Linked DNA regions of Mus musculus: all the other regions are linked to region 3. A link is a loop called in an ENCODE intact Hi-C map of the cell type or tissue named here. Cell type or tissue: heart. All regions are shown on one strand.

Region 1 (8,000 bases), 280 kb after region 3:
GCCGATCCCGGATATTACCATGTTACCGTGACCATGCCCTGTTCATCCTCTCAGAGAAGTGCCTCCCTGCTGTGACCCTGGTCAGGGAGAGTGGCTGAATTTTAGCTGCACCAGATCAGACACCCTAGAGACCCTGGGAGCCTTCAGTCTCCTGCTGAAGCAGGACCACCCTGAGCCTCCCATAAAAGTGGGTTATTTCCTGATTAAAATGATTCCCGTATAACCACAGTCAGGAGCGCAGTGGCCAAGGTTTTCATCCACCACCGACTTCAGCTTCTGCTTCCTGCCCCACATTCCACCGGGGCCAGCCTGTCATAAGGCATCAGATGCCCTGACCATCACTTCCCTGTACTCACACCACCCCAGAGACGCCCTGTGGAAGAAATTAGTTCTGGCTGTGACTCTGCCCACCGAGGCCTGGCCGTTTCTCACACATATTGCTGCTGCTCCTGGCCCCTGCCCCTCTCTGCTGGCACCTACGGCCAAGTATCACCACCATCTTCTCACACTGGGGGCTCTTGAGCAAGACCAACTAGGGTGGGTTGGCAACCAGGTTTCTCCCCCTGCCTGGAAAGCCAGAACACCAGTTTTCAGGACGCTGAGGAACTCTTGATCTGCCTCTGACTTCAGTGAGAGTCAGCGTGTCTGTCCTATAAGTTCCGAGGCTTTCTCGGCACCAACTGGGTGTGTGGTATGATGACCAAGCCTTGCGGAGGTAGGGAGTCTTCACTGGAACTTCTGTGCAGAAGACTGTCTTCTCTGGGCCTGTCAGCATTGTCCCCTCAAGGGACAAGCCAGAGAAGGGGAGTCCCACATGCGTGAGAATGAAAGGAGACAGACGATCTGAGAGCAAGAGCTCACAGAACCAAACCTCAGGTACCCACCATGTGGTTGATACTACAGTTGGAACAGGAATGAAGACCCAGAGCAATTCTCTCAAAAACAGCTCCTAAGGGGTTTTACAGCATCCTGGTGTGCTCCACAGAACCTTCTAGAAACTTCCAACAGCGGGCCATACATGAAGCCCACTTATAAGCTTGGACAGACCTAAGGTCCCAGAAGACCTGGGCTCCAGACCAGGGCTTTTGACTCTGTTAGCACGTGACTTGAATTTCTTTTTGCCTCCTAAACGCCTGTCTGAAAGGAGTGATATAAATGAGCTTTGAAATCAGGAAGCAGAAGGTTTAAGCTGTTCCTCAAATCTCATTTGCATGCCGTGGTCATCTCAGCTCAGTTTATTGAAGAACTTAATAGCCACATTTTCTGTCAGAACTTCTGCCTTAAACACTTCCCAGCCAGAGCTGTGGTAAGCCTGTGGGCCTGGCTGCTAGGCAGGAGGATGTCTTGAACCCAGGAGTTCAAGGCCATACCTGGAAACATAGTCAATAATTTCATAAAATGAAATGCCCTTTGACCATTTTTGTCCTCTAGAGAATGGAAGCAGGGAGCGTCTATGCTCAGCTGCTGTGTCAGATGCTTATAGATCTAAGACCGCTGGTTCTAACAGCTCTCTCTCTCTCTCTCTCTCTCTCTCTCTCTCTCTCTCTCTCTCTCTCTCTCTCTCCAGGTGAGCCAAGAGAAGGGTAACTGCTCTCTACAAAGAAACCCGACCCCCTGCATCATCCCTCAAGAACAAGAGAACATCTTCCACACCATATTTGCTTTCTTCTCCAAGTCTGGAAGAAAAGTGTTGGTAAGAAGTCACTTGGTGACGGGAGCCATGATGGTGGGCCTCACAGGGAAGGCATGTCGGAGATGAGAGGCCAGTCTTCTACTTGGCGCTTCTTATTTCTCAAATCCAGTTTTCACTGGTTAACTCAAAAAGCCTTGAGGACTATAATCAATCCCTATTTTTCAGCCCAGGGTTTCCCTCACAAATCTATATTCCAAACGCCATTGCATGACTAACAGAAATCCTAAACAACCTGCTGTCAGGAAGCAAACGATTTCTTCTCCTAGAAGGAATCTACAGTGCAATGGGGAAACCTCCTAGCGGTTTCTATTAAAATTAAACATGTATGTATTACACAACCCAGAAAAATGTACCATTTCTGGGTCTATCCCCAAGAAGTGAATGCACGTATTGTTGAAAGACACAGGAATATTTGAAACAATTTTAGAGTAGCCAAAAACAGAACAATTCAGATAGCTATCAACAGTACAACGAATAGACGAGCATATCCATACACATGAATATTATAGAACTACAAAAAATAAATGTAACTAATAGTATTCCATACACTATGCAGCATAAGTAAGTCTCACAGAAATTACACTAAATGAAAGACGAATAAAGAACATTCTGGAATGTGTGTAAGGAGTTCAGAAGTAGTAAAGATGGCAAAAAGATAGCATGGTCAGGTTGGTTCTCCAGTGAAAACATGAAAGACATACATGAAACATACATAATACCTATGTAAAATATATCAATATAATACTTAGAATTTGTTCTTTTTACTGTGTGTGTCCTACCTCATCAGAGCTTTTTCAGGGTCCCTTTTCCTGCATCCTGATTACTTTCACTGAGGGCTTTACTTCCACCTAAGCACACCCCACACTCACTTGAACACCTCTCCCGCCCCTTGGAGAGCTCAGCTGCCTGCTATTGGAGACTTAGATTTTTTTTTCACTTGCATACTGTTTTGCTTTGCTTTGTTTGTTTGTTTGTTTGTTTGTTTGTTTGTTTGCTTGCTATGACATTATACCCTGGCAAAAGCAACTTAGGAGAGAAAGAGTTGACTTTAGCCCACAATTCCTAGGGCTCAATTCATCACTGTGCAGAAGTCAGGAGATACCCAGTCACCTTGCATCCACAGTGAAAAAACAGAGAGGGTAAAATTAAGTCATTTCTGCTGTGCTCAGCTCACTTTCTCTATTCTCACACAGTTCTGGACCCCCTGCCTAGGGAATGGCGCCACCCACAGTGAGCAGGTCTTCCCACATCAATCAGTATAGTGGAGATAGCCCCTCACAGACCACCCTGATCCCTCATTGAGACTGTCTTCCTAGGATTCTAGATTATGTCAAGCTAACCAGTGGCCCACATAGCAAGGATAGCCTATCTTTGTAAAGGCCCTAGGGGACAGTTAGATATAGTGACATCGGCTGTGTCTTCCATACACGCTGAAATGTCAAGCTGAAAATGTCTCCTGCGATTGAAGCTTCATACAGGTACACACACACACACACACACATATACGCACACATCCATACTTTATATATAAGATACACTTCCAAACACAAAAGAAAAATTCCTCCTTGGTCATTGGAATAAACTTCCCCTTGGCGGCGTATGCGTCACCGAGTCATATAGCTTCTTTGTTCTTTAAGCACCCACCCCTGCCCCACCCACTAAACAGGAGCATGGTGTCTGCCTGCCAAGGCATGGACCCAGAATCCGCTGTAGTTGGAAAGTCTTCCTGTTTAAAAACTCACGAAAGTACACAGGGATATCTAAATGTTTCTTTTGGAGAAGAATTGATTCTCCTGGTGAAATTCAACTTTTTGGTAGGATTAACCGCATAACCACCTTATGTCTACTTGTGGACTCCCCCAAACACAGGAGACCAGAGCCCTAGTGTTCAACTAGGCCAGAAAACCTTCTACCGCCCTCTGCTGGTGACAGAGCAAAATTACATCTTCTTTAGTTTGGTGGGGCAGGGTATGTTAGTTATAGTTTGGTTTTTTTTGTTTTTGTTTTTAAAGCTACTCCATATACCAGTACAATTTATATATTAAATAACAGTAATTGAACTGGGTGATATAGTTTTAAACAGAAGAAATCATGGAAATAATTCAGGTTACACAATCCCTCCCTCCATACCATATTTGTTTAAAAATCACTTTTCTAAATCCATTGATGGGACAGGTGTGTTCAGTGACCGAACACACCTAATTCCTATTTTACTCTGTATTTTGGAGCTGGGATGGAATCCTGGGCCCCAGACAAGCTGGGCAGGAAGTCTGACATTAGCCACTCCACGGGCCCCATCTCTTCCTCCTGATTTTGCCTCAGTTAACATAACAGACACTCTGCACTATAGATGGCTTTGGATGGTCTCTGTCTCTTAATTCCATCTGGGAATTTTTCTCCTCAGGACTGTGAAAAGCCAGGGAGCTTCTGCCTAACGTTGCACTGCAACCTTAGTGCTCTTCCGAAAGAGGAGAGCCGCACCATCAACCTATACATGCTACTGAACACAGAGATACTGAAGAAGGTGAGTCCCCGGGCTGCGCTCTCAGCGGTTACCCAGAATCCCTTGGAATCCGTTCCCAGAACACACGGGCTGCCCCTTATCAAACTTTCCCAGCATGCACCACTGGCGATTCGTCCATCAGACGTTGCCAAGAAACAGTATCAGACCCTCAGTGTTCACCTTAATCCAAGGACTGGCGGTGTCACCGAGAGTATCCTAGCATCTTTACCGAGTTCTAGCATCTTCAGCTTCCCGGGTTCTCATCTGCCCCTCCGCGCTGTTGCTCTTTCCTTTTCCTTGGGCTAAGCTGTAGGGCGCCCTGTGGCGGCTGCGTGCCTTCAGGTCCAGGCAGAGGTAGACGGATCTCTCAGTTTGAGGACATCCTCTCGAAAAAGCAAATATCTCCTTGGGCTTATAAAACCTCAGATTCAGTGGGGGATGAAACCTGAGATGGTACTGACAAGCTTATAAATCCTGCTGATTTGGAGACCATGTTTTGTTCTGATTTTGATCAAAGGTCGCCCTTTTCTGTCATGGGCTAGCAAGAACAGTTTTAGGCTTTATGGGCCAGAATCATGCGTGGTCAGGCCTTTGACCTTGTGGCTTACTGTGGTCACCTGTGACAGACAGGCTTGAGAGGCTCATCAGCTTTCAAAAACAACACACAATAAACAAGTTTTAAACAGGTTGATTTTGTGTTAGGCTGCCCATGTTCATAGCTACATGCTACACTGTAGCTATGCTAACTTAATCGTTTGCAACAGTTTAACTCTGTCAGCAGCCACAGTGTGGACTATATCCAAATGCAGGGCATGTTCTTAATAAAACTTTATTTACACAAGCAGACAGAGGGCCAGATTTGACCCATGAAGCCTTAGTTTGCCTGATCACTTGTTCAAATGATCCCTCAAAGCAGTTGGGCCCGTGAACCTCAGAACACTTTGCTACTGTGAGTTTATCAAATATGGTTCCAAATCTCTCAGTCAGTCAGCAAACCAGTGGCCCTTAATAAAGGTTTGCTCTGATTTGTTTTAAGATAAGAGCTTGCTGGTTCAAGAGGCTGTGCGCCACAGGATGCTATAGAAATAGTTGGATATGAAGGTAAAAAGAATATGCATGTTAGCCTCAGAGTTCCTTTTTAGTTTTATTTGAAAAGACTAAACATGCAAGACGTATACAAAGCCATCGGGGCTGTCCACAGGTGAGAAGCGTCAGCGCTGTCTCGTGGTCAGCTTTGAATTAGCCCCAGCAGTGATGCGGCAGCCTGAGAAGATGCAGTTGTTGGGGGGAGGGGTCTGCTTGTTTTCCCCGCCTCTCTGTAGCTATTACAGTCTCCACACACCGTGGAAAGCTGGACACCATCTGGTTCCCTAGTTTGGAAACTAGTTTGGAGGAAGTTGGGCTCCCACTCAGGGCTTCCCTGTTCTTGATATAGGTCAGCGTTGTTAGCAGAGGCCAGGTGTGAGCTTCATCTACCATCGCCCTTCCACGAGTCCCTCCCTGACGTGGTTCACTAGGAGTCAACATACTTTCTCCCTGGTCCATCTTAGCCAATGCTGCTGACAGCTCATTTCCCATGAACTTGCTCATCACTGCCCCCAGAGTGATGGCACTGGTTGTCCTGCCTCTCTGTCTGTCTGTCTCTCTCTCTCTCATCCAGTAGTGACACTTAACCAAGGACTCCATCCCAGAAACATTGTTCCCACTGGTCGGGCAAACCAGTGGAGCCCCAGGCAAAAGAGGGTGACATCTCTGGGTTGTCATACAGCAGAAACTTAGGCATAGAGTGTGCCTTGAGTCTGAAGCACTGTCAGGCCTGGACCTTATAAGGCATAGCGCCTTTGGGGGTTGACCAGATGGCTCCAGGGCCATTGGGTCTCCCTGGGGACTTGGATCAACATGGACCTTGTGGCTGGCCTCCGCCTAGGGTTGTTTATTTTCCTTTGACCTCAAGGTCTGGCTCCAGACAAGGGAATCTGAGGTTTTATTGTTTTAACCTCCACTAGTTTTCATGTAGAATGTTGGGTCTATTTTTTTTTTTAATTTTCAGAGGATAGGATTTCTTTGGCAGTGTCCCTAAGGCCTTTTTCACAGCCACCAGGGGCCTACTATACACCAGCCCTTCATCTCCTTGGCCTCTAACCTAACCGTTATTGTCACTGTTAATATCTACGGTGGTAACACCGATGATTTATAATAAAAATACAGTATGAGAGGACAGCTCTACAGCTCAGTGGGTAAAGGGGCTTGCTGCCAAGCCTGACTGACTTACTCCATCCCCACAACCCACATGATGGAAGGAGAAAAAGGACCGATAAAAATTGTCTACTGATCTCTCATGTAGGCTGTAGCCTGTACATGACCCCCAATAATTCCCACACTAAATTAAGTAATTAATTAAGTGTAAAATCAATAGAAGGCCAGAGGATACAGGAAACTAAAATTTATAAAACTAGTAAATTGCTGGAAGATTTTTATGAAGCAGAAATATTCTTTTGAATGACAGTCCTCCCAGAAGCTTTTTAAAGTATTTTTCTATTAAGGAAGAGAGTGGTTAAAAAAAAAGAAAAGAAAAAAGAAAGGAAGAAAAGGAAGGAAGGAAGGAAGATGGGGGAGCTGGAGAGATGACTCAGCAGTTAAGAGCACTGACTGTTCTTCCAGAGGACCAGAGTTCAATTCCCAGCAACCACATGGTGGCTCACAACTGCCTGTAACTCCAAATCCAGGGGCTCTGATGCCCTCTTCTGGCCTCTGCGGGCACCTGCACTCCTGCACATACTCCCCACACACAAATAGCAGACACACAGAAATATATATAATTACCATTAATATTTTTAATAACAAAGTTCAGTTTGACCAATGCATATATAGTTCTCAAGTTCAAGTGGGCCTTACACATAGGAGCCCAGCACTCCCATGGGTGTCTGGAGATATCCCACTGCATCTCATTCCTATGGACAACTGAGAGATGTTTATGTTTAAAACTCTTAAGCTGTTGTTAACTGGGGTCTTTTGTTGTTTGTTTGTTTTGTTCTGTTTTTAAGAATAATTTGTACACAACTCCTATGTAAAGTACTACGTCAAGGATGTCCTTGTTCCAACCCAGGGTGGGCTCTGTGGTTTCCTGGGTGATGAGCAAGGGGTCCCCTTATAACTTAACATCTAGAGCAATGTTTCTCAACCTGTGAAACACAACCCCTTTTGGAGTTAAACAACCCTTTCACAGGAGTTGCCTGAAACCATCTGCATATCAGATATTTACATTATGACTCGTAACAGTAGCAAAAGTATTTAATTAGTAACAGAAATAAATTCCATGGTTGGAGTAACCACAGCATGTGGGACTGCCTTACAGGGCTGCAGCGTTGGGAAGGGTGAGGACCACTGATTTATATAGAGAGGTCTTTGTTGTTTCTGTGTGCATTGGGCCACTGTAGGTCAAAGCTGGCCACTGACTGTGAAGTCTGTCTCAGTCCATTTTCTGTGTCCCAGGGGGCATGGGACCAGGAACGAACGTATAAACGATAAAAGTGCCTTTGACTTCTCCAGACTCAGGCCTGGAGGATGAGAAGTTCAAGGACAGGGTGCGAGGATTCAGCCTCTGGTGGGAGCCTTGAGCTACAGGGTAGCACAGCAGGCCTTTCTACTTCTTAGAAAACTGCCACCACAGCATCGTGCAACAACCTCTTCCTGGAACACACACACACACACACCTCTGGAAGGAAATCCACAACAAACCAAAGTAATGATTGGGCCAAAGTTTAACCTGGTGAACCAGTGAATATTTGTTGTGGTTCCTACAGA
Region 2 (8,000 bases), 480 kb after region 3:
CCTGGAAACCTCGATCGGGAGGGAAGATATCTAACACAGAAAGCGCCATGTGTGCAGGACTAGCCTTGCCTTGAGGCCTGAGAGCCTGAGAGCCTTGGGGGTGGGGGTAGAGGAAGTTTGTGAGACTGTAGGGTTTGTCATGGCCAGCCCTTCACCAGGCTTGGATTGAGGAGTCCCTGTCTTCCCTCAGGGGCCTCGGGAGAGTCAGACAGTGCAGGAGCCAGCTTGTTAAATGGGTCACAAGTTTGGTTAATTAACTCAGTTCAGAGCTTGGGCATCCTTGTGGCCACGGTTGGGGGTGTCTCTGGGGATGGAGCACAGCCAAGGGCCTTTGAGCCTCAGGCCTGACAGAGCTGTGTCCCAGGGCTTCATCCAGGCCAAGGGTTACCCGAACTACACCAATGTGGAGGTGGTGAACGACGGCGCGGAGTCCACAGCTTTCCAACAGCTCTTCTGGTCTTGGTCGAAGGAGCTAGATAGGAAAAAACACCCAGAGAAGAGTGAGCAAGAGGAGGGGCACGGGCGCGGGGGTGGAGCCTGGTGAATGGGCGGGACTTAGAAGGAGCGAGAGGCAAGAGGGACCGGAACCAGGACTAGCGAGGTGTGTCCCCTAAGGATGAGAAGGAAGAGGGTGTGTCCGGGACCCTGTGAGATGGGTGAGGAGTGATTCGGCCGGGTGGTCCTGAAGAACATCACTGACTCTCCGCTCCACATGCAGGTAAACTGGTGCAGGGAAACCTGGAGGTAGGCAAGCTTCACACCCAGCCTGAGCTCGCGGCCCAGCTCAGAATGGTGGACGACGGCTCTGGGAAGGTGGAGGTGAGGGCACTGGCTTGCGGGTGATGGTGTGTGCACACAAGGATAGACTCTGCCTGGAGAACCGATGACTGGGGGTGGACGGGGGAGGGGGAGGGGCGGCCATGCCGGTAAACCCAACACTCTGTGGGAGGGACTATCGAGAGTTCGAGGCCAGTCTGAACTACATGAGACACTGTCTCAACAGACCGAAATGACCCAGGCACTTGTACATACCCATCCACACACAACCAGGCATATACTCAGGGAAATAGAAACATGCCTGCTCTCTCTCCAACAGTCACACCAAGTCATACAAATCACTCACTCAGAGACATGCAATTTGACAACACCCGGACAATGGACCATGCCCTGTGGCCAACACAGGTGCACACAATCATACAAATCACAGCCTTAAGCACTCCTAGCCCCTAACACACAGTCACAAACCCCTCCTCTGGCCCCAGATCAGTGTTCTAGAAGCTGAAGGGGCTGAGGCTGACTTGCAAACATCGTGCAGTATAGGAGCACACACTGACATATAAGGCAGATCCTTTCGTTCTCTCAAGCCTGCTTTTAAATCCATAACATAGAGCTGGAATTATGGTCCAATCTCATCCCCAAGCTAATGTGGGGATGCTATAAGACGGCGGAAACAAGACTGCTGTGTGCCTGGGAATGTGGGGGGTGCTGGGAGCTGTAATTTCTCTAGGTAAGCAGAGGTCAGAGAAAGTAGAAGCTCTGCCTACATTTGTCCTTATGTGGACGGTGAGCAGGGGTGGATGGGAAAAGATGGAGGAGGGAAGGGGGAGGGGAGGCAAGGCAGAGAGAGAGGAAGTTCCTGGTGAGGCACTCAGTAAGTGCTGGTGAAGGACAGGAAGTACTGTTTCCAGCCCCACTGAAGTACAGAGGGGTTGGTGCTGTGACCCTCTAGCTTACAGGAGGGAAGAACTGGGTCACACACCAACATGCACAGACGCCCAGCTTCTACCAGCTCTGTCTGGTTCTAAGGCTGAGGTGTGGCTCCCACAGTAACAAGACATCACTCGGACAAATGTGAGCAGGCGACACCATTTTCAGCATGTTGGCTTTATTAGACAGGTCTCATATACCCTAAGCTGGCCTCAAACTCACTGCACAGTCAAGGCCGGCCTTGAACTGCTGATCCCGCCTGCCTCTCCTCTCCTCCTTCCACAGGTGGAATCCCAGGTCTGGGAGGTGCTGGGGATTAACCCAGGACATTGTCACACTGCACCAGCATTCCACCACCCGGGCCACACCCCCAGCCTTGGATTTTGTTTGTTTAGGGGTTTTTCGTTTTATTTGTGAATTTTGTTGATGACTTTCTAAAGAAAAAAGAAAATTTCCCTCCAGAGTGCCACAGCCTCCCTTTCAACCCTACTTCTGTCTCCTGGGCTGAGCAGAGAGCCTCTGAATGAGAAGAGGGTGCTGTCTGCCCCTAACCAGGGATACAGCTAGTGGGGTCTAGACCGAGATGGCCACGGACCAGCAACTGGATCCATCTTATAGCCTCTCGCCCTCCTCCTGATTCTCCCAGGGACAGCATGCATGTCTGGGCTGAGAGCAGGCCAGCATGAGGTTGGTGAGGTCTGTGGGAGAAAGGGTCACTCAAAGGTCCGGTATGAAGCACAGAAGGCACAGACCTGGACAAGCTGCTTGCTGGCACAGATGAGCCAATGAATGCTTTCTGGCTTAGATGTAGGTGGACAGGCTGCTGCAGGTAAGGTTCATCTATGCTCACGGGTCCCTTGCTCCTCAGGTGTGGTACATCCAGGACTTACAAAGACAGCCTGTACATCCCAAGTACTATGGCCAGTTGTGCTCAGGAAACTGCTACCTTGTCCTCTACACATACCAGAAACTGGGCTGTGTCCAGTACCTCCTGTACCTATGGCAGGTATGCCCACCTGCCTTCCAGCCCAAGAGCTAGAGAGTGGAGGAGGAGGGGGGAGGGAGAGGGGGATGAGATGGAGCAAGAGAAGGAGGAAGGGAAGGAAGATGAGAAGGAGAAAGGGAAGGAGGAGGGGGAGGGGGAGGAAGAAGAGGAGGAGGAGGAAGAGAAGGGGGAGGAGGAGGGGAAGAGGAGGAAGTGGAGGAGATAGGAAAACCCTGGGCACAACAAAAACCCAAAAACCATCATTGTCCCCTTCCCTGTTGCAGGGCCACCAAAGCACTGTAGAAGACACCAAGGCCCTGAACTGCAGTGCTGAAGAGTTGGACCTCATGCACCAGGGTGCACTGGCGCAGGGGCATGTGACCATGGGCAGTGAGCCTCCCCACTTCCTAGCCATCTTCCAGGGGCGGCTGGTGGTCTTCCAGGTAGAGCCCATGTCAGACCTTTCATCCCTTCGTCACAGGCTGGAGAGGGGCTCACTTGGTAGAGGGCTTGCCTCGAAAGCTTGAGTGTGATCTCAGCACCTTCGTAAGATGCTGCGTGTGAGGGTGGGTGCTGTGATCTGAGCTCCATGGATTCTTGGAGCTCGATGGCCAGTCTAGCCTAATTGGTGAGCTGCGGGCCAGTGAGAGACCTTTTCTCCAAGGAGGTGGACAGCATTCCAGAGGATGACATCTGATGTCCTGTGGTCCATGAGCACGCACACGCATGCACACACACACACACACACACACACACACACACACACATACACATGCACACACGTGCAGACATGCACACATTCATAATCAAAATAACTATTTGACACAAGCCACTCAACGGGAGGAAGGGTTCAGTTTAGGTTCTCCTCAGGGCTGCTGTCGTCCCTGGCTGTGTTGAGTCCATGCCTAGATGAGGCTGTATATCATGGTGGCAGAACCGTGCTCTGGGCCCTCTGAGATGGGAGACAAGTCTAATTTGAAGGGGTCTCTTTCACTGTCCTGCACATAGAGGACGGCAACAGTCCACACTCAAAGGGCCAGGGGACAGTGCTAGTTTGTTCACCACCAGAACAGGGAGGGGACCCCAGGAGCCTTTGACTCAACCTGAGGCTTTGCCTTCTTCTAGGGGAATGCAGGCAACAAAGGGGAAAGACCACCAGTATCCGACACCAGGCTTTTCCACGTGCAAGGGACCGAGAGCCACAACACCAGAACTATGGAGGTGCCGGCCCGTGCCTCCTCCCTCACTTCTGGTGACGTCTTCTTTCTGATCACAAGTCATGTTTGCTATCTCTGGTTTGGGAAGGTACCAGTGACTTCCCCCTGGGAAGGTGGTGCTAGGCCAGAGATGGGTTCCCCTCCGCACAGTTGCAGACTTAGTCCACAGAGATGGTCCAGTGGAGACGATGCTGTGGGTGGTGTGGAGTGGCCCAAGACCCTGATAGATCTGGGGAAGTTACATAGTCACAAGGGGACTGGGGTTCCTCAGGGTAGGATAGCCTGGCTCTGGCTGCCTCCCTTCCTGCTTGGGGACTTACCCAAGCATCTCTGGGAAAAGGAGACCTCGTCTAGTTTGCTTGATTGTTTTGTTGTTGTTGTTGTTGTTGTTGATGTTGGTTTGTTTTCTTATGTTTAGCATAAACCACAGATGACTCCAAGCCTAGATTCTCTCAACCATGTTCTGAACCCAGATAGGGCTATAGGGTTACAGTTGGGGGACTGAAAGGGAGGTCCCCAGAGGTGCCTCCCTCTGCTCAGGTGCAGCTCCCCAGAGGACCCAGTGGATAGGACTGGAGGTGAAGGTCTGTAGAGCTTGACCCAGCTTCTGCTTGCCAGGGCTGTCATGGGGACCAACGTGAGATGGCGCGGACGGTGGTCAGTGTCTTCCCAGGGAATAACAAGGAGACAGTGCTGGAGGGTCAGGAGCCTCTCTACTTCTGGGAAGCCCTCGGAGGCCGGGCCCCCTATCCCAGTAACAAGAGGTAACAGAATCAGGGGAGAATATGTTTATTCTGAGGAAGAATTGAGGCTGGAAGGTGAGCCCTCCTCTGGCCAGGTTTCCTAAGGACGTTCCCAGTGGAAGGTCACACAGAGATCTGGACTAAATCTGCGGGACTCTTAGTCCTCCTCCTGCAGGGGCCATTCGAGTCAAGCCTACCTTGCTGTTTCCAGCCCTGGGGTAACGTTAAGGGGGGCAGTGTCAGGGCTAACAGGGAGAAATGGTGCCCTCTGCTGGCAGAATCCACTCCCTGCATTGCCACTAAAGGTGATCCCTAACCAGTCAAGGCATGCATAGGAGGTAAGAACAGAGTAAAAATTCAAGGAAGGAAGGAGCCCTGGGCCCTGCCGCCCACCCAAGTCTCATTAGCTCCCAGCCTCGGTCCCCTCCTTCCACCCTGGACCTGAGGCCACTTCCTGACTTAACTAAGTTTAGGGGACTCCCATTCTAGGGAAGGCAGGGCCTCCGTTCAATGATCCACACTAGGCCAGGAGTCCCCTTCCCCAGTGCCAACCCTGATGACTTCATTCAGCAGCTGACAGGTTTTCGGTCACCATTGAAGGAAAGGGACCCTGCCCTGGAGCAGGTACTCCTAAAGGAAGTTGAGGTAGGTGGAGGGCAGAGGAAGGCCCAGGGCTCCTGTCCCAAAGAGCTGCTTTCCCTGAGGTAGGGAGAGCACCCATGCCAAGGGCCAGTGTGGTCCAGACTGTGCCCCCTCACAGCCCCTCCTCCGGACAGGCTTCCCGAGGAGGTGTGGAGCATCCAGCCCCGACTGTTCGAGTGCTCCAGTCACGCAGGCTGCCTGGTCCTCACGGAAGTGCTGTTCTTTGGCCAAGAGGACTTGGACAAGTATGACATCATGTTACTAGACACCTGTCAGGAGGTAAAGTGGCCACTCCTGTTTGGCTGGGCTGGGAACTCAGGGTGTGCATCAGTGTGGTTGGGCGTGAAGGAGAGTCTAGCCTGTGACTGATTGTTGCCGTGGACTCAGAGTCCGGGTGTAATAGAGTCAGGTTGTATGTGGTTGTGACCGTGCGTGTTGTGTGTAATGCTGTGTGCCCCATGATGCTGTGTGTGACTGAGGCTCTGCCTAGCTACACGGCACCGCAGGATGTGGAGGGTCTGACTGGGTAGCACAGGGGACTCTTTGAACCTGCACATTTGGGTAGCTACGGCTGTGGGTAACCAGACCATGCAAGCAGTTGTGCAGTCCAGTATAGTCCAGTACGAACAAGAACTGGCCACACCAGTTGTAACTGTGTGTGCACGTGTCTGTGTGAGAGGAAAAGGGGGAACATGGGGTTGGTTGTTGGTGTGACAGAGCAACTGCATTTGTGAGTCTGTAGAATTCTGTGAGCCCATGAGATGGTATACACGACCAGCCAGAAATTGTTACGTGACAGGTAACAAGATGTGACGTGTCTATGTGCACACATTAGATGACAGTAACTGGCTGTGGTCAGCTATCTGGCTCTATGGCAACGGGCAAAGTGTCTCTGCAGCTGCGATACCGTGCGCATGTCATTGTGTGTGGTAGCGTGTGCGTGTGTATGTGAGTGTGTGCGTGGTCGTGTGTGACTGTGTATGCTACTGTCTCTGTTGGGATAAGGTTGAGCCCTGAGGACATCTCAGAGGAAACCCAAGCCCAGACTCCACCCCCTCTCCCCCACTGCACAGCCCACCACATTGCCCAGTCAGCCCCTCTCTGACCAATCATCTCCCCTGACTCCACCCCCTTAGCCCAGAATGGCCTCAAACTAACTATGTAACCCTGAACTTCTGATCTGAGTCCATCTCCCAAGTGCTGGGAATACAGACCTAGCCCACCCCCTCCTGTTTACGTGGTACTTGGGGTCTAGGGCTTTGCTAAGCAAGCACTTGAACTGAATAGTAGCCCCCACCCCTTTTTGAGGCAGAGAATCACACTGTGCAGGCTAACCTCAAACTCTCTCTGTAGCCAAGGATTGCCTTGAACTGACTCTCCTGCCTCCACTTTGCCCGTGCCATCTGTCATTAAAGACATGTGCCACAATACCTGGCTTAGGGACTGAAGCCTGTGTTCTTTCTACCGTTGAGTCTTTAGTACCAAGCCCACCCTAGTGATTCATACCTATTTATAGATTAGATACATGCAGGCATGCATGCATGCCTGTGACCTCAAGTGTTCATGGGTGTACGGACACCGTAACGTGTTGGGTTCTTGGCCATGCATATGCATGCGGGCTTCTGAAGCCATCTGAGTTGGGAGGAGGTGGCTGTCACAAGCAGTCCCTCCACCTGTCCAAGCCCAGGCCTCCTCTGTGGCCCAGATCTTCCTGTGGCTTGGGGAAGCTGCAGGTGAATGGAAGAAAGAAGCAGTGGCCTGGGGCCTTGAGTACCTGAGGACTCACCCAGCAGAGAGGAGCCTGGCCACACCCATCTTTGTGGTCAAGCAAGGCCATGAGCCAGCCACCTTTACCGGGTGGTTTGTCACCTGGGACCCTTACAAGTGGATGGTGAGACGTGATGCCCCACCTCTGCTTAATCTGGTGTGTATGTGGGGGTGGGGGTGGCAGTGACACTGGAAGAGGCCTCTCCTTGGGCAAGGACCTCCTGTGAGTCAGGGGGAGGGGAACCTGATCTTGGGCTTTAGGCTCCTTCCTGGGTTTCAGGGGAGCTCCTTCCTTTACCCCAGTCCTGATAATAGTCCAACTCTTGACCCCAGAACAGCCAGTCCTACGAGGAGATGGTGGGGAACAGCCTGGGACCGGGATCTGCAATCTCTGAGATGACAGCAGTAAGTGTTGGACAGTTTCCCTGGCAGCCCCACAGGGGGTTTGCGTTCAGACCGAAGGGAACAAGATACAGGTGTGAGGCGTAGGAGCGAGGGCCCAGACTCCCAGATCGAGGAGTTCAGACAATGCCAAGAGGCCTGTGGGTTCAATGTGGTCTGGGTGGGTGCCTGTCCTCTCTCTCCTGGACCCTGAGGCTTCTCTCTGGACAGGAAGTCCATAACTTCCAGCTAACTCCACGGCTGAGTGATAACAAGGCAGGTCACCCGGCACTGCAGGCCTTCAAGGGTTCCCAGGACAGTCCAGAGAATGAGCTGGGGCTGGACCTCAGGGTGGATGGCGCAAACCCCAGCATGAACCACACCAGCAGCTGCAGTGACTCAATGGTCAATGGGAGCCTGCCCCGGGAAAGGCTGATGCACCAGGCACTGGAGGACCTGCCACCGGGTGTGGACCCAGCCCGTAAGGAGGTGGGTACTAGACCTAACTGCACTGGGGAATCCCACAGGATCCTGTCCCATAATGCACTCTGAGCAGAC
Region 3 (8,000 bases):
GTTGGGTTTCTGTTCTCTAAAAGTGTTAAAGTCTTAAAATTAATATTTAGGTCAGCATGCAGAGCAGTGTGTTTGATTGTGTGATCTTGGTCCATCACTTTCCAGTTGATGGAGCTGGAAAGATGGCTACACGGCTGCCTGTTAACTCCAGCAAACAGCATCCCCTCTGGCCTCTGTTGGCTCCCCTCCCCACAAGAGCATATGTGTACACACTGACACAGATGAAAGGTTTTCCAGGTGTTTTCCTTGCTACAGGAGGAAGGCATCTGTCCTTCTACTAGACGGAGCAGCTTCTGCTGTTAAACAAGGTGTGCTTCCTGTGTCCCCGCTCTGTCCCCATTCTTCCACGTCTGTATGTCAGGAGTGGCCAAGATACATCATTTCTCTTTTTAAATTCATAAGTCTGTGGTTAGGTGATGAGATCTGGATGGGACATCTGAAGCGATTATGAGACGAGGCTTTCAGGACGTCACATGGTACAAGTGAGTGCACAGCCAGGGAGGCTATGCATCTTTGGCTGCCACTGCACAGTTTGTGGTAGATGGATGTGGTGTGTCTAGTTCTTCACTCTCCCGTTTTGTATCTTGCCACTACAGACCTTGTTGTGGTTATCTCCTTTTAGAGTGGGGTAATCCATTTCCCTGCCACCTTCAGTCCAGCTGCACTCAGCCACATCCCAGCCCCTGCATAGTTGAACCTTTGTCTCCTGGGAAAGGAATAAGGTAGGTCGGGGAATGGGAAAGGAGAGACAGCTTGATTGTTGCAAACCCTGGGAGGCTGGGATTTGTTACTTTTAGCATAACCTCTCCAAAGCCTTAAAGCCACAGCACAGTGCCAAGTCTCCAGGCTTGCTTTTTCCTGTTTGGGGTTTGGTTGGCCTCTTATATTTTATTGCTAATTATATTTATATGGGGGTGGTGCTGGTGCACATGAGTACAGGTCTATAGAGGCCAGAAGAGGGCATCAGATGCCCAAGACTGGAGATAGAGGCAGATATGAGCTGCCCTGTGTTTTCTTATGTTTATAATTATCTCTGTCATTCTCTCGTTAAATCCACTGGTTTCTTTCTTTTAGACCGTAAAGGGTCAGTTGCTGAATGCATCTGTGAGTTTTAACATTTTGGATATGTCCAAAACTCCCACTTGTTCTTTACATCTTTTGCTTTGCAGACAGTACCTTTGCCTCAGGGCCGCCCGTGGTTGCTCATGGAAGCCTCTGCGAAGCTTTGTCAGCTCCGTCTAGCGTCTGTCATATGCCGTTCATGAGATTGGGCTCACTCACTCACTCACACCTGACTTAGGACAACCTTCCAGGGAGCCTCAGCTCTAAGGGATAACTCTCAGGATAGCTTCACGCATCTCAACCCTGGCCCAGTTTAGTTGCACGAACACCATCCCCTGATAGGCAGATCCCCCAAAGCACAGACTATGTGATGTCTAGGGTAATGTGGCCAGTTAGGAGCTGTCTCCTTGTGACTGGATGGGAGGAATGAAGACAGCCACAGAGACAACATGCTGAGGAAAGAAGAAACCAACCAACCAGCAAAACAAACAACACAAACCAGAGCCTACACAGGAGCAGTGGGAGTGGCCCCAGCTCCAGCTGGGGAAAGGAAGCCCTAACTACAACCACACGATGTACAAAGTTCAACCTGAACCCCAAGGAGCAAGAGGTCAGCTAACACAATGCCTTCAAAAGACTAACTCCCCGATAACTAACCAAAGATACCAAAACGTTAAAATGCTGGGTAGAAGAAAAGCCACAAGTAGGGCTGGAGAGGTGGCTTAGCAGTTAGGACCCCTGGCCGCCCTTCTGGAGGACCCAAGTTTGACTCCCAGCACCTACACGACAATTCACAATCGTCTGCAGCACCAGTTTCAGGGGATCTCACCCTCCACAGACATACAAAATACAGGCAAAATAGAGTGCACATTAAACTTAGTAAATCCCTATTCTTAAAAAAAAAAATTCTGAAATAAAAATTATCATTGACCTAAAAGAAGATTGAAACAGGGTGGATAAACAAAGGAAGGAAGTGCCTCCACTTTAGTTTGAAAGCTTGGGTGAGAAATGCAGCAAAGATCCTGAGCAACTATAGAAGTGGAGTCAGTGTCAGGCACTCTTGAAAATTCAGTAGCTCATTGAGGAAATTCCTGGAATGAGCATGAAAGCAGACAGGATGAGAGCCTTTGGGCTACAGTGAAGTGGTGATGAGACAGAAGAGCCCAGCCGTAGGCACATACACGTTCGAGTCAGAGAGCTGGTGTGACGTAACAGGCCTAAAGCCCCAAGAAGTAGATGGAGAAGAATCACCGAGTTCAAGACCAGCCCAGGCTATGTATTTCCAAGCCATCTGGGGCTACACAGGAAGGCCAGGCTTCAGTAACAGAAAAGAGTTCAGAGAGTATAAGAGAATAACAGTGTAATGGCGGCCTCTGAACTTTTGAAAACTGAAAGCAAATAGAGCCCAGATTAGCCAGAGAAGGAACAGAATGAAAAAACAAGGAAGAAATGGATGACCTGGAGGCTGAAGGTTAATACACTGAGTACCTAGAGACAGGGATAATGCAGTGAGTGACCTGGAGACAGGGACAGTACAGTGGTGAGCGACCTTGAGACCGAAGGATAATACAGTTAGTGACCTGGAGACCAAGGGATACTACAATGAAAGTAATAACACTTGGATCCTTGGAGAAGATGAATGAGATTATAAACCTCAGTCAAACCAAAAATGAAAAAAGACACAATACGCTTAGAGAGGAAATGGAGAGACAAAACAGAGACCGGGGAAATCCAAAAGATGATTGAGAGAAAGTACTTGAAAATTCTATATTCCTCAAAACTAAAATCTCGGGGGGTGGGGGGGGAGTGTATTTGTTTCTAAAAGCAGGAGTTATCAAATGGTGCCAAGACAGTATAAACAAAGAGGTATAACCGAGAGTGAGGCTGAAACTGAGTGAGCCAGGTCAGCATGGGTTACACCAGAAATCAAGATTCATTACAGAAGAACGCACCCGTGTTCCACAAAGGGAAGAGCTATTGCCATCCTATCCTATTAATCTGCCTTAGTTACCTTCACCCCACCAGCTTGGCTTTCTTGTTCTGGAGCTTGGAGCCAAGGCCTCACATACACCAAGCACAAGGGTCACAGAGCTACAATCCTAGTCCTCCCCTTTCTTAATTTGGAGACAGTCGCCACATTGCCAACCGTGAGCTGGGCTTCAGCTTCAGCCTCCCAAGGAGCTGCCATCACTGATGTGCACTGTGACCAGCAAGGAAAGGTGGAGGAGAGACGGAGACAGACGCCAGCCTGGATCAGGAGCTCAGCAGAACCTAGGGTGTGGTTCACAGGGACGCAGGCTGAAAGTGGTCCAGAGACAAAAGTCAGATGGAAAAGGAGAGGACCAAGGAGGGCTGAGAAAAGGTCTGAAAAAGATGAAGAAGAGCCAGCTGTCAGCTAGAGGCCAAAGAACCTGGGCGCTCCTGCAGAGCCAGTAAAGGAGAGTGTATGAGGGGACAGCAGGGCTCCTGACAGTAGAATGGCAATGGCTGCTTGCTGCTCACACAGCAGGGTCCCTGGAACCTCCAAGATGTTATGGCCCAGTGCTCCACCTTCACATTGAGGAGTGAGAGGGCCTCAACTTCCTAATTCACACATGAGTAAGGGATGTTGCCGGTTCTCCTGGGGGGGGGGGGGGGGCAGCACTGTAATTGCACCTGGATACCCACAGAGGGCACTGCTGTCTTTGGAACGAGAAAGGAAAGGCATGCCTTTTCTGAAAGTTCCACACAAGTCTGTGGAAATCTCCTGAGGATGCAGAACTCCCTTTTAGCCATATTTAGTCTTTGCCAAAAGTTTAACCCAGAGTCTACTGGACAATGGCAGGGATGGAGCTTCACTAAGTATTCAAGGGTCAGGAAATGCCAGGGCCTCGTGTCCTGTGATAACAGACATTTGCAATCTTAGTTTCGGATCAGTGCGTGTGCTATACTTTCTCAGCTTTAGACTGTGGCTATAGGGGGCAGGTATGCCAAGAGAAAGAGTTCTTACCTTGAAAACAGCCAATAAAATGGCCTTCCCGACAGCTACTTCACACCGGTGCTTTCCTGCCTTGCCTTCTTTAGTTCTCACTACATCCCTGAGTAAGATCATCAGAGAGATCCAAAACGTGCTGAACGCTAGCTGACCATAAACAGAGCAGGCAAGACTGAATCTCGGCTTCTGGAACAACGATGTTTTCTCTCTGCCCAATATGATCCACCAGCCGAAGCTCGCTGCCACGAGGGGACACAGCCTCTTGAGGCCTAGGTTGGGGTCCTGTGCTCTGTCACATCTACATAAGCTTGAAGGCTAATCCAGAATCAAGGGCTGGGAAAGTACGCAGCCACTCCTCAGTGTCAAGGAGTGTGTGTCTCGAAAGGGAAAAATCTGTGTCCATTTTCACAGACACTGACTGCACTGGGCCAGTGTGCAGACCACTCAACTATGAGCCAGCCAGTAAGAAAGCTCTCTGCCCCCCACTCATGTCTCCTGGTGTGTGTAGGTTGTGGTCTAGTACTCTGTTTTGTGGTTTTGCTGGTTTCTGTGAGCCAGAGTGCACTGTCTAACCTACGCAGTCTTTCTTCAGATAGGCTTCCTGGAAGCTCTCAGGGCCGCCTGATTCTCCCCAGTCAGCTGCCCTAGTTGTAGCTGGCTGGCAGGGTTTCAGCCATTCATATCTAATCCGACGTGCTGATTAATGGAGGCGGCTTCGCTTTTATGGTCCCTCTGTGGCAGCCTGTCTCTGGTGGCAGGGCTAGAAGCCACTCACAAATCTGTGGCCATTTATGGGCAAAGCCAGGTCCCTGCTGTGCTAATTCAGAGACTATTGGGACGAGAGGTAGGAGTAACATCCTGAATTGTGAGCTTGGCCAACACCATCCTTTGTGTGTGTGCGTGTTCACAAGGGTGCACACGGGGTCTCTTACTGATTTAGCTAGACTGGCTGGCCAGCAAGCCCCAGGGTTTCCCCAGTCTTCCTGCCTCTGTGCTGGGATAGAACATGCACAGTACCATGACTGGCTTGTTGATATGGGTTCTAGGGACCAAACTGAGAGCCGCAGGCACTTCTGCAGACTCAGAGTCTCCCTGCACCTCACCTTTAGAAGCAGGTGCAAAGGCCCTCTTGTCAGGCTTGTCCCCTCTCCCAGGTCATTGCCATCCACATGTAAATTCGATGCCGTCCATGGCTTCTGTCCCCCTTGGGACCTCTTTACTTAGTAACCAGACTCCTTTCTGTCTCCACTCTTGTTAAGACCAGTACGGAGACCAGTGGTCATTCACTGCCCTCTGCTGATTCTCCACAGGGGCCTTTCTCCTGAAGAGGCTCTTCTGTTACTTGATGCGATGGTTCGTCTTCTCTTGGCTGGATTTAGGATCACCTAGGAGACACACCTCTGTGGGTGTCTTCCAGAAAGGTTACCTGACACCACACAGGTTACCTCTGTGTGTGTGTGTGTGTGTGTGTGTGTGTGTGTGTGTGTGTGTGTGTGTAAAAGCACCGTGAATGTGGTGGGTGAGCTCCAACAGTCATCTCCTTGCCTCGTGAGGGCAGATTCCAGGGCCCCATAGAGAGAGCACATTTGTTTAATTGGACATTTGGTTATCAGGAAGGCAGGTAGTGATGCTGTCAGCTAAGTTCTCAGAGTTGCAGCTCTCTACAGCCCCAACTCTTGTTGATTACACACCCTCACTCGTCCCTGGGATTGTTGCTCCCCCACAACAGCCCCTGAGTAAGTTCTAAGCAGAACTGACAGACTGTGTTAAGTTCAGGGACGAATGGATACTTGATACTTGTACTTGGTGCGGTCCTGGATTATACTAGAAAGCGGCTGAGCAAGCCATGGGGAGCAAGCCAGTGAGCAGCACTGTCAAAGGCCTCTGCCTCAGCTCATGCCTCCAGGTTCCTAGCCTGACTCCTGTCAGGGTGGACTGTAACCAGGTTGTTTTTGTTCATGTGTTTACCACAGCAATAAAGAGGCAAACCAAGTTAGTGGTGCTGTTGGGCAGCTCCGTGTACACTGACTGCACCTTCATCCCTAGAGAATCAATCTCTCTTACCATCCCCTCCTCCCACAACTGGAGACCAGGGCAGGGCAGGTCACATGACCCGCTTTGAACCACTGAGAGAAATCAAATTCTAGGACTTCTGACTTCCCCCTCAAGACATAGAATACAGATGTGAGCTCCGGCATAGCTGCAGAGATTTTGTAGTCATAGGAAAGTGCGGAATTTCTGCACTGAACGCCAGCAACCCTAAGAGAAGCCACGAGAAAGCAGAGAGGAGGAGGGGGCATCCAGGGGCATCCAAGCAGAATTCACTGGACACTAGAGTTAAACCTGGACTCTCAGCTGTTAGAACCGATATGATTCTTTAACACCGTAAGTTACTTAGAGGTGGACTTTCTTGTATGTCCTTGACCTACAAGCTTCCTGTAAGGTTTAAACAGAACATTGCTTAGCGAGGCTGGTGTGCAGCTGCCACTCTGTGTAACCAATGCTGTTAATACGACGATGCAATGATTTTTTTAGTCATGTGACTTTCAGTGGTTATAATTCAACTTGTGTGTGCAATGTGTGTGTATGCATGCTCATGCGTGTGTATGCAACTGCATGCGTGTGCGTGTGTGTGGTGTGGTAAATGTGGGTACCCTTGGAGGCTGGAAGCAAGTATTGAATACCTTGGAGCTGAAGCTACAGGCATTTGTGAGCTGCCCAAGTGGGTTCTGGGATCCAAATTCTGGTCCTTTATAGCACAGTACCTGCTCTAACTGCTGGCCCCCTCTCTCTAGCCCCCTTTTAAAAAGGCCTACACCTCCACTTTAGTGTGATTTTATTCTTAACTTTAATATCCAATACCCAGGTCCTAAGGGAGAGGTCCTGATGGCATTGCCCAGACCTCTGCAGCCTCAGGAGTCAGACACTTTTCACAGAACCACGTGGGGGAGTGCCGCTGGGCCCGCCCACTCTGCTGCTGAGCCCGCCCACTCTGCCGCTGAGCCCGCCCACTCCATGCTGCTAGATCCCTCCCAGCTCTCACCTTTCATGTGCATCAAGCTTACACACTAACACTTCCAGCAAAGGTCCCCAGTGCCCTTCCTAGGAAGACAATGCCAACAAGAGTCAGAAGCCAACAAGAGTCAAGCCTTGCAGAAGGGGCCTAGAGTGGAGTGCCGAAGAGGTTATTATGTGTCTGAACCTTTCACACGAGAACTGGAAGCGTCTAACACAAAGAAAAACAAACAGAGGCAGGCAGGCTAATGCAGAGCACATGGGACCGCAGGCCTGTCAGCATTTCAACAGCTTTGCCTCTCCACCTCTGGACTTAGGATGACTGAAGGCTGGCTTCCTCAGATAAAAAGGCAGGCGGCACCACTGGGGAGACCGGAAGTATGGATGCTTTCATTTCTACAAGGGTGGTGGACTGCGCTTTATAAGAACCCACTGCATTCTGCTGCAGGTATTTGCCATTTAATCCTGACCCAGCTCACTTTTAAAGACAAAACCAGAACCAAAGCCCTTGGCTCTGAAAGGCCACGTCAGTTAATGAGGCGCGCTCTGCAAGCATGGGGTAGAGCCTGGCTCAGGCTCTGCTTTGTCACATTGTGTACACCAAGGTTCTGCAAACTGAGACGGCAGATGAGCAAGTGGGCAGATGGGCGAGGTCGTACGCATGCGCACAGCACACCGTTGCAATAACAGCCACATCAAGGTGCAACTTCCATGTAATAAACTGAGTATAACCTGGGGCCAGCGAGCTGGCTCCGAGGGGTAGAGGCACTTACCGCTTAATACTGGCAACCTGAGTTGGATCTCTGTACTCAGCAAGGTGGAAGGAGAGGTCTGACTCCACAAAGTCTTTCTCTGACCTGCCTGCACACACGCTGCCTTGGCTCCCATCAATCCCACCGTGTAATAGAGCCATCAGAATGTTACCCGTGACTGGTCCTTCAGCGGCTGA

The links. Peaks named below come from ENCODE experiments on the same cell type or tissue, not always from the same donor. Only the 100,000 strongest peaks of a DNase experiment are listed, where the experiment ranks them.
Region 1: a loop joins it to region 3, with 3 times the contacts of the local background. A loop is called at or near these places in 6 of 42 quality-filtered maps.
Region 2: it touches region 3 in a loop (3-fold over the local background); 17 of 42 quality-filtered maps call a loop at or near these places.

Annotation. Positions count from the first base shown.
Region 1 is chr9:118,867,724-118,875,723 of GRCm38, forward strand. Itga9 (integrin alpha 9) reads left to right here. Exons shown (of 28, transcript NM_133721.2): 24 at 1,568-1,693; 25 at 4,098-4,217. Among named protein-coding and RNA genes, the nearest start is that of Gm51695, 15 kb to the right of the region's middle. In heart, CTCF peaks have their summits at 3,612 (motif pointing left), 3,812 and 6,957 (motif pointing left); a DNase peak (open chromatin) is centred at 6,038; H3K27ac peaks cover 255 bases; H3K27me3 peaks cover 235 bases.
Region 2 is chr9:119,062,884-119,070,883 of GRCm38, forward strand. It overlaps Vill (villin-like), which reads left to right. Exons shown (of 20, transcript NM_001164567.1): 10 at 365-500; 11 at 719-819; 12 at 2,576-2,713; 13 at 2,977-3,135; 14 at 3,818-3,997; 15 at 4,528-4,673; 16 at 5,429-5,573; 17 at 7,000-7,185; 18 at 7,395-7,466; 19 at 7,674-7,931. Among named protein-coding and RNA genes, the nearest start is that of Gm51697, 8.2 kb to the right of the region's middle. In heart, a CTCF peak has its summit at 4,924 (motif pointing left); DNase peaks (open chromatin) are centred at 4,928 and 7,698; H3K4me3 peaks cover 517 bases; H3K27ac peaks cover 1,530 bases; H3K27me3 peaks cover 283 bases.
Region 3 is chr9:118,585,708-118,593,707 of GRCm38, forward strand. No RefSeq gene overlaps it. Among named protein-coding and RNA genes, the nearest start is that of Itga9, 17 kb to the right of the region's middle. In heart, CTCF peaks have their summits at 960 (motif pointing right) and 3,752; DNase peaks (open chromatin) are centred at 3,554 and 4,720; H3K27ac peaks cover 3,481 bases.